Regions from separate parts of the Homo sapiens genome. Here region 2 is linked to region 1. A link is a loop called in an ENCODE intact Hi-C map of the cell type or tissue named here. Cell type or tissue: thyroid gland. All regions are shown on one strand. Each heading gives the region's core, and the rest is flanking DNA. Links, peaks and the distances in the headings are about the cores only. Region 1 has its middle 15 kb from the start of SELPLG. Region 2 overlaps ISCU (iron-sulfur cluster assembly enzyme).

Evidence for each region. Peaks named below come from ENCODE experiments on the same cell type or tissue, not always from the same donor. Only the 100,000 strongest peaks of a DNase experiment are listed, where the experiment ranks them.
Region 2: a loop joins it to region 1, with 9 times the contacts of the local background. A loop is called at or near these places in 107 of 110 quality-filtered maps.

The regions. Positions count from the first base shown.
Region 1 is chr12:108,615,978-108,621,352 of GRCh38, reverse strand. No RefSeq gene overlaps it. Among named protein-coding and RNA genes, the nearest start is that of SELPLG, 15 kb to the left of the region's middle. RefSeq lists enhancers at 2,972-3,021, 3,602-4,061. In thyroid gland, for the core only: a CTCF peak has its summit at 3,058 (motif pointing right); DNase peaks (open chromatin) are centred at 2,222 and 3,072; H3K27ac peaks cover 701 bases.
Region 2 is chr12:108,568,430-108,573,792 of GRCh38, reverse strand. ISCU (iron-sulfur cluster assembly enzyme) reads right to left here. Exons shown (of 5, transcript NM_213595.4): 5 at 4,425-4,962. The coding sequence ends at 4,877. Among named protein-coding and RNA genes, the nearest start is that of ISCU, 8.5 kb to the right of the region's middle. RefSeq lists an enhancer at 4,708-4,857. In thyroid gland, for the core only: a CTCF peak has its summit at 2,857; a DNase peak (open chromatin) is centred at 2,122; H3K27ac peaks cover 545 bases.

The sequences.
Region 1 (5,375 bases), core at 84-5,083:
CTGGGGATGGGTTCTCGGTCATTTTCTACACTGACCTAACAGGATTCATACTGGAGGCAGGCCAGGGTGCTCAGACATCACCGGGGGGATGGTGGCAGATGAGGAACGTGATCAGATATAGGAGGTGATCAGATATGGGAGGTGATCAGATATGGAGTGGTGGGGGGAGGGTTGTTGCTAAGCTGACTTAGCAGAGTTCTTGTTAGAACTGGATTTTATTTATTTATTTATTTTGAGATGGAGTTTTGCTCTTGTTGCCCAGGCTGGAGTGCAATGGCGCGATCTGGCTCACTGCAACCTCCGCCTCCTGAGTTCAAGTGATTCTCCTGCCTCAGCCTCCTGAGTAGCTGGGATTACAGGCATGCGCCACCACGCCCAGCTAATTTTGTATTTTTAGTAGAGATGGTGTTTCTCTATGTTGGTCAGGCTGGTCTTGAACTCCCGACCTCAGGTGATTCTCCCGCCTTGGCCTCCCAAAGTGCTGGGATTACAGGTGTGAGCCACCACGCCCGGCCCAGAACTGGATTTTAAAAGGAAGTGCACAGATGGGCCTAGGAGAGGACTCAGGGGCCTGACTGATTAAAGCTTGGCCAAGCACAGAATCTTTCCCACTCTCCAGAAGCTCACCCTGACCTCTCCTTTTCACTCAGGCCCTGTCTCTCATTAACAGCCAGTAGCTTATTGGTGATCCTAGATGCAGCCTGCAACCTTTTGTACAACTCACAGAAGCACTGATTTGCTGTCAAATGGTGGAAAAGTTCAAGCTGCCAAACTTTTTCTTAAAGGACCAAACAGTGAATACTGTAGGCCTTAACTGTTGCAACACCATAGCCTCTGTTGCAACAACTCAACTCTGTCCTTGTAGTACAAAAGCAGCCACTGACAATATGTCCATAAATGAATGCGCATGGTTGTGTTCTAATAAAACTTTATTTACAAACGGGCGGCAGGCTCATTTCAGCTCCGTCAGTTTGCTGACGCCTGATTTTAAGCATAGGGTGACCAGTCGTCCCAGTTTGCCCGGAACTTTCTTGATTTTAGCACTGAAAGTCCCATATTCCGTGAAACTCAGCCCCAGTAAACCAGGTTGGCCCTGCTATTTAAGCAACACTTGCATTATCCCATTCAAAACTCACACTACCTTGTGGGGGTCAGGTCACCGCCCAGTGGATCCACCTTGCCTGCTGCCTAGACAGAGCCGATTTATCAAGACAGGGGAATTGCAAGGGAGACAGAGTAATTCATGCAGAGCAGGCTGTACAGGAGACGGGGATCAGAGTTTTTAACGACAATTTGGCGGGTAAGGACTTGGGAAGTTGGGAGTGCTGATTGGTCAGGTTGGAGATACAGTCATAGGGGGTTGCAGTGAGGTTTTCTTCATGTCTTCTGTTCCCGGCTGCGATGGCAGAACTGGTTGAGCCAGAATACCAGCCTAGGTGGTGTCAACTGATCCATCCAGTGCGGGGTCTGCAAAATATCTCACGTAGTGCTCTGAGGTTTTACAATACTGATGTTATCCACAGGAGCAATTTGGGGAGGCTTAGACTCTTGGAGCCAGAGGCTGCATGACCCCTAAACCATAATTTCGAATCTTGTAGCTAATTTGTTAGTCCTGCAAAGGCAGATCGGTCCCCAGGCAAGAAGGGGGTCTTTTCGGGGGGAAGGGATATTATTAATTTTGTTTCAGAGTCAAAACACGAACTGAATTATTTCCCAAAGTTAGTTCAGCCTAACTTTGGGGAAGGAATGAACAAGGACAGCTTAAAGGCTAGAAGCAAGATGGAGTCTGTTCGGTCTGGTCTCTTCCACTGTCATCATTTCCTCAGTTATAATTTTTGCAAAGGCAGTTTCAGTCAGATTAGAAAACCAGGATTTGGAGAGTTCTTGCTCTTCTGCTCCCAAATACCTTCCAGTCATTTCCATAGAGAGAGAAAGAAGCTGCCGCTTAAACAGACTCTGTTCTACCTTCTAGGAGAGGAATAAAAGTCATCTCAGGGGATAGTCTTTATTTTTCTTCTTGAAAAATACCTCCGGCTGGGTGTGGTGGTTCACGCCTGTAATCCCAGCACTTTGGGAGACCGAGGCAGGAGGACGGCTTGAGCTCAGGAATTTGAGATCAGCCTGGGCAACATGGTGAAACCCCGTCTCTACAAAAAATACAAAAATTAGCCAGGTGCAGTGATGTGCGCCTGTAGTCCCAGCTACTCAGGAGGCTGAAGTGGGAGAATCACTTGAGCCTGGGAGGTAGAAGTTGCAGTGAGCCAAGGTCATGCCATTGCACTCCAGCCTTGGCAACAGCAGTGAAAAGCTGTCTCAAAAAAAAAAAAAAAAAAAAAGAAAAGAAAAGAAAAGGAAAAAGAAAAAAAATACCTTCAATGGCCTCTTTGGAAGTGAAGGACTTCTTTCCTTGCCCCCAATGGTTTATCCCGGAAAAGGGGAGTTCACAGAGAAGGTTGAGTCTGGCAGGGGTTGGCTGTGGCTTGGGAGAGAGGGGTTGGAGGAAAGAGACAAGGGAAAGGTAGGAAAGAGCCGTCAGGGGGAAAGGCCATGGGACAGCATCGGGGAGGAGTGGGGAGAGGGCCCACACATATTGGAAATGCAGTGTCTGTCTCCTCCCCTGAACTTCTGGAAGGATCAAATCTGATACACACAGGCAGGTGTGTTCAAAGTGTCCTGGGGGTGCTGATGGAAGAAGGTGGGAGTGTCTGCCATGGGCTGGGTCAGTTAACACCCGGGGTCGGCAGGCTGATGGGTCAGGAGAGACTGAGTCTACCTCCCCTTTGGGAGGGATCAGAAAAATCAGAGAAGGGGAGCTGAAGGCTCCACAGCAGGGGGCTGTGGACTCAGGCTGAAGGACCTCTGAGTTGTTCCCCAGGGATCTTGTCACCTCGTCTTCCTGGGAGCTTTCCCCTATTTCCTGACAGCTCCTGAGGATGCTGTGTAACCACAGATTTCCATTTGCGTTGGAAGAGGGCCACCTTCCCTTTACAGTTTTCTCTCTCTCCAAGGTGTGGGATTTCATTCAGGGTGGGCGAAGCCGGGTGCTTGAAGCGGCCACCAGGGGGCGCCCGCCGCCAGCTCTTAGAGCAGGTGGAAGCCTGCGTTTCCCTTGGGCCAGACTTGGAGATCATTTAGCCAGGAAGGAGCCCCAAAGCCAGTGGCGTGCTGTTAAGTGTTTAACAACTGGCTTCCAATGGGAAAAAGTCCTGATTTGTAGCATTTGCCAATGTCTTCCATGTAAATACTCCCACAGCCGATTTTGAGCTACCAACCATTATATAGTTGATGATACAATAGGTGTTAGTAACAAGGGCATCGATCATCGGATAATGTAGTACAATTATTAGGAATTGGTGAGTTTTGAGTACTGATGACCTTGGCTTTTAATATAATAGAATTTAATTTATTAAACAACTGACACAAAATTCTGAAAATTTTGTTGATTAGCTCTCACGGGCAGATATAGTCTGGCTCCTGCACACCCCTGTGCCCTCCCCTCCTGCCTGGGCCTCCCATGCCCTTGAGGACCACCAGCCTGAATCACCCCACTCATCCATTCAGCAAACACATCCTGAACACACACACAGCTGCAATATCCCCGTGAATCCCCTCAAACAGCTCTCACAGACGGTTCTAGTATTCTCCCCATTTTACAGAAGATGAAACTGAGGATGAGAGCTAGGTGAAGTCACCTGCCCCAGGTCATGAAGAGGATCTGAGATTGGAACCCAGACCTGAAAGCCAGGATCTTACCACTGTGTCACGCTGTCCTTGAGATCACAGCGGGGTTCTGGGGGAATCCCACGCCCCAAAACCTCAGCCCTGCTGACCTGCCCTGGGGCCTGGAAGTCCCCCATTAGTCACCCTCTGTGGCTCCTGGCTGCTGAGGGAAGGCGCTGTTCCTTGGGAGGGTAACCGAGTACAGCGCAGCCCTCTCATTGCAGAGAACACAACACAGCAGAGCTGGGGCCTAGGACTAAGAGGGATGGCCGGGGGCAAGCAGCTGGCCTTTACTGAGCACTTACTGCATACCTAGTGCCTTGTCAAACAGTTTGTCTGCATTATCTCATTTAGGACTCAACCTCATAATGTGGGTGCAATGATTGTTCCATTTTCTTGCCAGGGAAACCGAGGTTCAGAAAGCTGAACCACTTGCTCCAGCCGGTTGCACGGTTAGGAAACCACACTGTGCTGACTTCAGCTCTGCCAGCAGGGAAGGAAGGAGGGTAGACAGGAAATGGGGGGCGGGGGATGATGGGCTCAGTTTGTTCCAGGTCCCTTGTCTCTTACAGGCTGGGGCTGCCACCCTGGGGGTGGTTCATCCAGCAGCTGATCTGGCAGGGGCTCCCCAAATTCTTTCCCCAGATCCCATCCCTCTTTGCCACTCAACCAAGCCACCGATTACTATGGAATGTGCCAGGCACTGTGAGAGGCCCTGGGATGCCATGTGAGTAGGACAGGCCTGTAATCCCAGAACTGTGGAAGGCCAAGGTGGGCGGATAACTTGAGGCCAGGAGTTCGAGACCCCTTTGGGGCTCATGGTCTAGAGGGGGACAGATTGATCAAATAATCACCCAGGAAAAGATCAGATTATGTCAGATTATGGCTGGGCCCTGAGCCCAGAGGAGAGATGCTGGGAGCAATGGGGCCAGAGCTGGGGGGCATGGGTCAGGAAAATCATGGTTGAAACTTGAAGGACACAGAGTTATTGACTTGGGAGGGAAGGGATAGAGGGAAGAAAGTTCCAGGCAGTGGGAGCATCATGGGCACAGGAGTTTGCACTAGGGGAGCAGACAAGGTGGGGGCAGCTGGAAGGAGCCAGGGTGGCCGCATGGAGGAGGAAGAGGCTGTGTGAGGATGAGGAGAACCTGGACTAGAGCAGGGTGCAAAGAAGTTGTGGAATCGAGAGGTAATTGGGAAGAAAAGGGTAGGAGTTGCTGATGGGTTGGAAGTGAGGAAAAAGGAGGTTGAAATCTCAGGTTTCTGACTTGGGCAGCTATCCTGATGAGGGTGCCACGGGGTGGCTGGGAAAGCCATGGAAGGAGGTTGCAGGGCTGGTGGTAAGAGGAGTGTCCTGAGCTGGGGTTCAGCCAAGTTGGGTCTCAGGGCCTGCTCAACCTCCAGGTGGAGGTTCCAGGAAAGCTGTTGCAAAAGATGCTTGAGGTCATTAGCCATCAGGGAAATGCAAATTAAAGCCACAGTCAGATGCCACTTCACACCCTCCAGCAGGACTAGAATTAGAAAGACTGACAACACCCAGTGCTGGTGAGGATGTGGAGAAGCTAGAACACTCACATGTTGCTGGTGGGAATGCAAAATGATACAGCCACTTTGGAAACCAGTTGGGCAGTTTCTTATAAAGTTAGACGTGTACT
Region 2 (5,363 bases), core at 364-5,363, 48 kb after region 1:
ACTGTTAGCATTTTTTTTTAGCAACAAACTATGTTTATATTAAGGTATGCACATTGGGTTTTTTTTTTTTAGATATAATGCTATTGCACACTTAACAGACTCCAGTTTAGTGTAAACATAAGTTTTATATGCACTGGGAAAATTTGTGTGACTCGTTTTATTGCAACATTTACTTTATTGCAGTGACCTGGAGCCGAACCTGCAACATCTCTGAGGTGTGCCTGTAATAATACCAATGCAAATAGTAATAGTGAAAATAGCAGTAGAGAAAGTACAGTCATAGCATGCAGGGGCTTGGGCTCTAGATCAAACAGCTCTGAGCTAGAATCTTGATCTTACCATTTGCTGACACATCATTTTACCTTTTAGTTTCTCTATCTGTAAAATGGGATATTGATAGTACTTTAGGATTTTTGTGAGGCAAATGAGCTGATCTATATAAAACACCCAGCAACAGTGCCTAGTATGTAGTCAGGGCTGAAGTGTTACCTGTAATAATGAGAACCACCATAACAGCAATGAACTATTTTTTTTTCCTTTTTCTTTCTTTCTTCTTCTCCTTCCTCTTTTTTTTTTTTTTTTTTTTAAGAGACAGGGTCTCACTCTCTCACCCAGGTTAGAGGACAGTGGTGCCATCACAGCTCACTGCATCCTTGAACTCCTGGGCTCAAGGGATCCTCCCACCTCAGTATCCCAAGTAGCAGAGACTACAGGTGCATGATACTGTAGTGTGCACGACAGGTGCACGACACCACAGCCAGCTAGTTTTTTTATTTTTTGTAGAGATGGGGTCTTGCCATCTTGCCCAAGTATTGACAATTGTTGCAAGATCTCAGTTCTTGCCTTCTTAGTTTAAAAGAATATAGACAAGAGACACACAGCAAAGGGGAGGTGCAGCATAGAGTAATTTATTGCAGAGGAAAAAGAACATTTTGAAAGTTAGGTACAGAAAGGACAGGACACCCTGAGAGAGACAGGATTTAGGGCAGGCTGCTCTTAAGGACAGCATTGATTATTGCTGGGAGACTCCCTTTGTGGGGGTTTTACATCATTATTCATAAGGGGTTGAGAGAGGTGTTACTAGTAAGCATGTTCTGGGTGGTCCTTTCGGTGCCCACGCACAGTAGCTGTACGTGCTTGTTCATACATTGCATGTCTCATTCGCATCTTAAATCTCCACCTAGGGGTGTGTTTTTTACTCTTTTAATGAGCAAAGGGTCAGTTTGAGGACAGCTAAATCAAAGTGCGCACACTCTCTAGAGGGGAAAGTCCCTACTGAAGATAGCTTTGCTTGAGCTTTGCTCAATTACAATGTGAATGCTGAGGCTTATTGTGTTGACTGTACAGTCATCACGGATGCTGCATCTCGAGGACATGGTCACTTCCTTGACTACCTCTCCTGCCTCACAGGCTGGTCTCTAACTGCTGGGCTCAAGCAATCCTCCTGCCTTGGCCTCCTAAAGTGCTGGGGTTATAGGCATGGGCCACTGTACCTGGCCAACAGTGAACTCTGTGTGCCATGTGCTTTCCATGTATTATCTCATTTAATCGTCAGGTCTACCTGATCAGGTAGGTACTATTATCTTTCCCATTTTGCAGATGAATAAACTGAGGCTTGGGGAGGTTGAGCCTTTCGCTCAGGGTCACACAGCGGTAGCCAGCATTTGATTCAACACTCCAAGCTCACTCCACTCTGCCCTGCTGCTTGCTCCCTGGGTGGAGATGATCTTCTCTGGGGAGGTGGCCTTTTGAGGGGCTGGCTGATGTCATCTCGGGGGGTGGGGAAAGCAAGCAGACAGGCCTCCAAGAGCCATTGGCAGGGGATGTGCTCCACGTCCATCTTTGGTTGGGGCTGGAACTCATCTGTAGGGGCCCTCTAACACCACCAAAACTTGGTGGGACCTAGAAGTCTTCTCTTCTGTCGTGAAGATAGACACAAGGTCTGCACTCTTGCCTCAAGTTCAAAGGGCCTGAAGTATCGAGAAGTGTGCCTCATTTGTTTGTCTTTTTAAGAAAATTCATCCTAGGGCCAAGTAGTTTTTACAAGACAATGCTTAATGTGAGGTTCTAGAACTGTGCATTTGGATGTGGTCCCGGGTGGCCCTGGTCCAGGAATCACACTTAGGAAAGGTTACATCCGAGATGTGGTCATAGCTGTAGTGTGGCACTCAGGAGAGGGTGGGAGGTGGGCAGAAGACCTCAGCCAGAGCTCAATTCTACCACTTCCTAGCTGTGTGCCTTGAGGCAAGTCATTTCACCTCTCGGAGCCTCTGCTTCCCCATCCATCCATCTGCCCATAAACCCACCCAGCCCATCAGGTGATGCCAGTGCCCAGGCCCCACCTCCAGAGCATTGGATTTAACTTGGCATCAGGATTTAATTAGGCTCCTGGTGGGAGCCAGGGTTGGCGTGAGGGCCATGGTGCTTGGCAGCCAGTTGGCCAAGAGAATGCATCAGGCTCAACCTGTGTTGGTTCAGCTTCTTCATTGAATGTTCAAGGCACAGGTGAGCCTCTGATGTGCAGTTTGAATCCCTGGTGTGTTCTGCCAGGAGGGGTGAGGCAGAAGAATGGGCTTTGGGTCACTCAGATCAAGCCAGTTGGCCTGAGGGTCAGTTGGCTTCTTGAGCCAGTGTCCTTGTTTGAATCAATGCCCACTGCAGGCAGCTGTCATGAGAATTAACAGGATTACAGATGTAAGGGCCTGGAACAGAGCACAGGTGCTTGACAGACCATTTTAACTTATCTGTGGAGGTTTTCCATGGACAGGTTTATTTAGAGATGCTAAGACCTATTTGGAGGCTGCAAAAACCCCTAGACTTGAGTTCACTGAAGGGCACATGATGCCCTCATGTGGCTCAAACTAGATTTGTTTGGGGAAAGAGTGTCTTTAATGTGAATTTAAAAAATATCCATTTGTTTTAGCAGTACAACCACGTTTAGAGACTTGGGCTCTTCTGGGAATATTGCTTTGTTTATAAGCTCCTCCTGATGTTCAACTCTGAGGATGTTCACTGGGACAGAAATGTCTCATTTAAATTAAAAAAATCACAAAGAAAAGTGGTGGGGAATTGTGGTGGTGCCACATGTAATAAAGAAGGGAGAGACAAGCTCAGTCTAGAGGGACTGTGAATTAAATTGCAGAACATGCCACACAGGACAATTTTACATGGTTCTACCCAGGGTTCTAATTTGAGATTCCTATAAAGGCCCTGGTCTGTGGCTGCCTTCACAGACTACAGAAGGAACAGTCTTTGAAGTTCTGTGCCCTCCACCAGAACCCAGAGCATTAAAACAAAAAAACAAAAAACAACAAAAAAAACAAGGGAGGTATATTTAAGAGGCAGCCAGCCTATACCTGAACAAAAAAACCACCACCAGAAAAAACAAACACATCTTACTTTTGAAGCTGAACATTTGAGACTATGGCAGTCAATATTTCAATAACCCATTTTCACTAGAAGATAGGGCATCCTTTATTGAGATTTGCATGACTATGGGTAGCTAAAAATAGGGAGACATCAGGGTAGGAGGGCCCGTGCTTAGACTTATGCCCAAGCCAGGGATGAATGTTTGTTTGTTTGGCTTTGAGACGGAGTCTTGCTCTGTCTCCCAGGCTGGAGTGCACTGGTGTGATCTTGGCTCACTGCTACCTCCACTTCCCAGGTCAAGTGATTCTCCTGCCTCAGCCTCCCGAGCAGCTGGGATTACAGGTGCGTGCCGCCATGCCTGGCTAATTTTTGTAATTTTAGTAGAGATGGGGTTTCACTACCTTGGCCAGGCTGGTCTTGAACTCTTGACCTCGTGATCCACCCGCCTTGGCCTCCCAAAGTGCTGGGATTACAGGTGTGAGCCACTGCGCCCGGCTGGATGAATGTTTTTTAAACAACCTTAGGTGTACTATGCAGGTACAGATAGTTCAGAATGAACCACTTAAGATACTACATCTATGCAGAACACAGCATTCAGAAGTTTCTTCCCTAAAGTTTGGCTCATCTACGACCACAAAAAACCCAAGAGGTTCTTAAAAGTCAGGGGCTCTGGAATTACCTGCCCAGACAGAAGTCAGAAACTTGGGCCTAGAAATCCGCATTTTAAACTCATTCCCGAGGTGCTCTTCATGTATCTGGTCTACCGCTTTAGGGTGCCAAGCTAATGCTTTTTAGATTTGAGCAACCAGTGAAATTACAGAAAGAATCTTCAAGACTTACTTTGAGCTTTCAACTACTATCACACAAAGAACAATGACAAGCGATAATCATCTCCTTTCATCCTTGTTCCAAAAAATATTACGTATATTTGTCTTTGTTTGCTTGGAGAGCTGTGTATGTCACTGCGGTCCAACCTCTGGGAACCCCAAGGGGCTTTGGGCACCACTTCAGGGTGAATGATGGGCCCAAGAGACAAGGCTTACTAGAGAACACCATCATCTTCCATTATTTTATTATTTTTTATACATATATATATATGCGCAATCTGTTTTATGTACAACAATTGGTTCTATCAAATATTCAGACCAAGGCATTCTACTGGTAATTTCCCCCCAAATCAATTCAGGTAAAATTAGATACTTATGCACTTCACGGGCTATCAAAACTTGCAACTTCATTATCAATTTCAGTTCTGAGGTCATACACACAATTCAAAATATACATTAACTAGGTTAAGGCGATAAAAGTGGGCTGAAAGAAACCACAGGATTCAGAACAATGAAACTGTGTATTTTGCTTGCATGAGAGTCATAACGTGAACAGCAAGTATTGTGCGTATCTCATAGCTCTTCAGTGGAGAGGAAGCGGCTTCTGAACATCTAAGGTGACTGCACAGCAGGTGGGAAACAGCTGGTGTGGCCTGCTGGAGGCTTCGCCGAGGGAGGGCTCATTTCTTCTCTGCCTCTCCTTTTTTGGGTTCTTGTTTCAATTTGTAATCAGCCAGGGCGGCCTTGATTGCATCTTCAGCCAGCACTGGAAGTAACGGAAGGAAAGAAGCCTAAGTTTCTAGATGTGAAAGAAATGGACTTGGGAATAGAATCTTTAAGAGCTGGGAGGAAGTGGTGCTGGTGGGGACTAATGGAGTAACCAAGCCAGAAAGCTGGGGTGAGGAGTTGCTGGGCACGTCAGCAGCTGCTTCCTGAGCTGAGTTACTCCTGCGGGTGATCCTGGAGACAGACTAGGGTTAAAAATCTGTGATCCCAGGCTAGTTCCTTAGCCTCTTTGACCCTACTTTCTCTTCTATAGAACTGGGATAATCATGCTTTTCTTGCCAGGATAGTGTGGGGACTTACAGAAGATGTCTGACACATAGTAGGGACACAGGAAATGTTACTTCTTGCCTGCTCCCATCAAAGTCTAGCTTTGGACAAAAT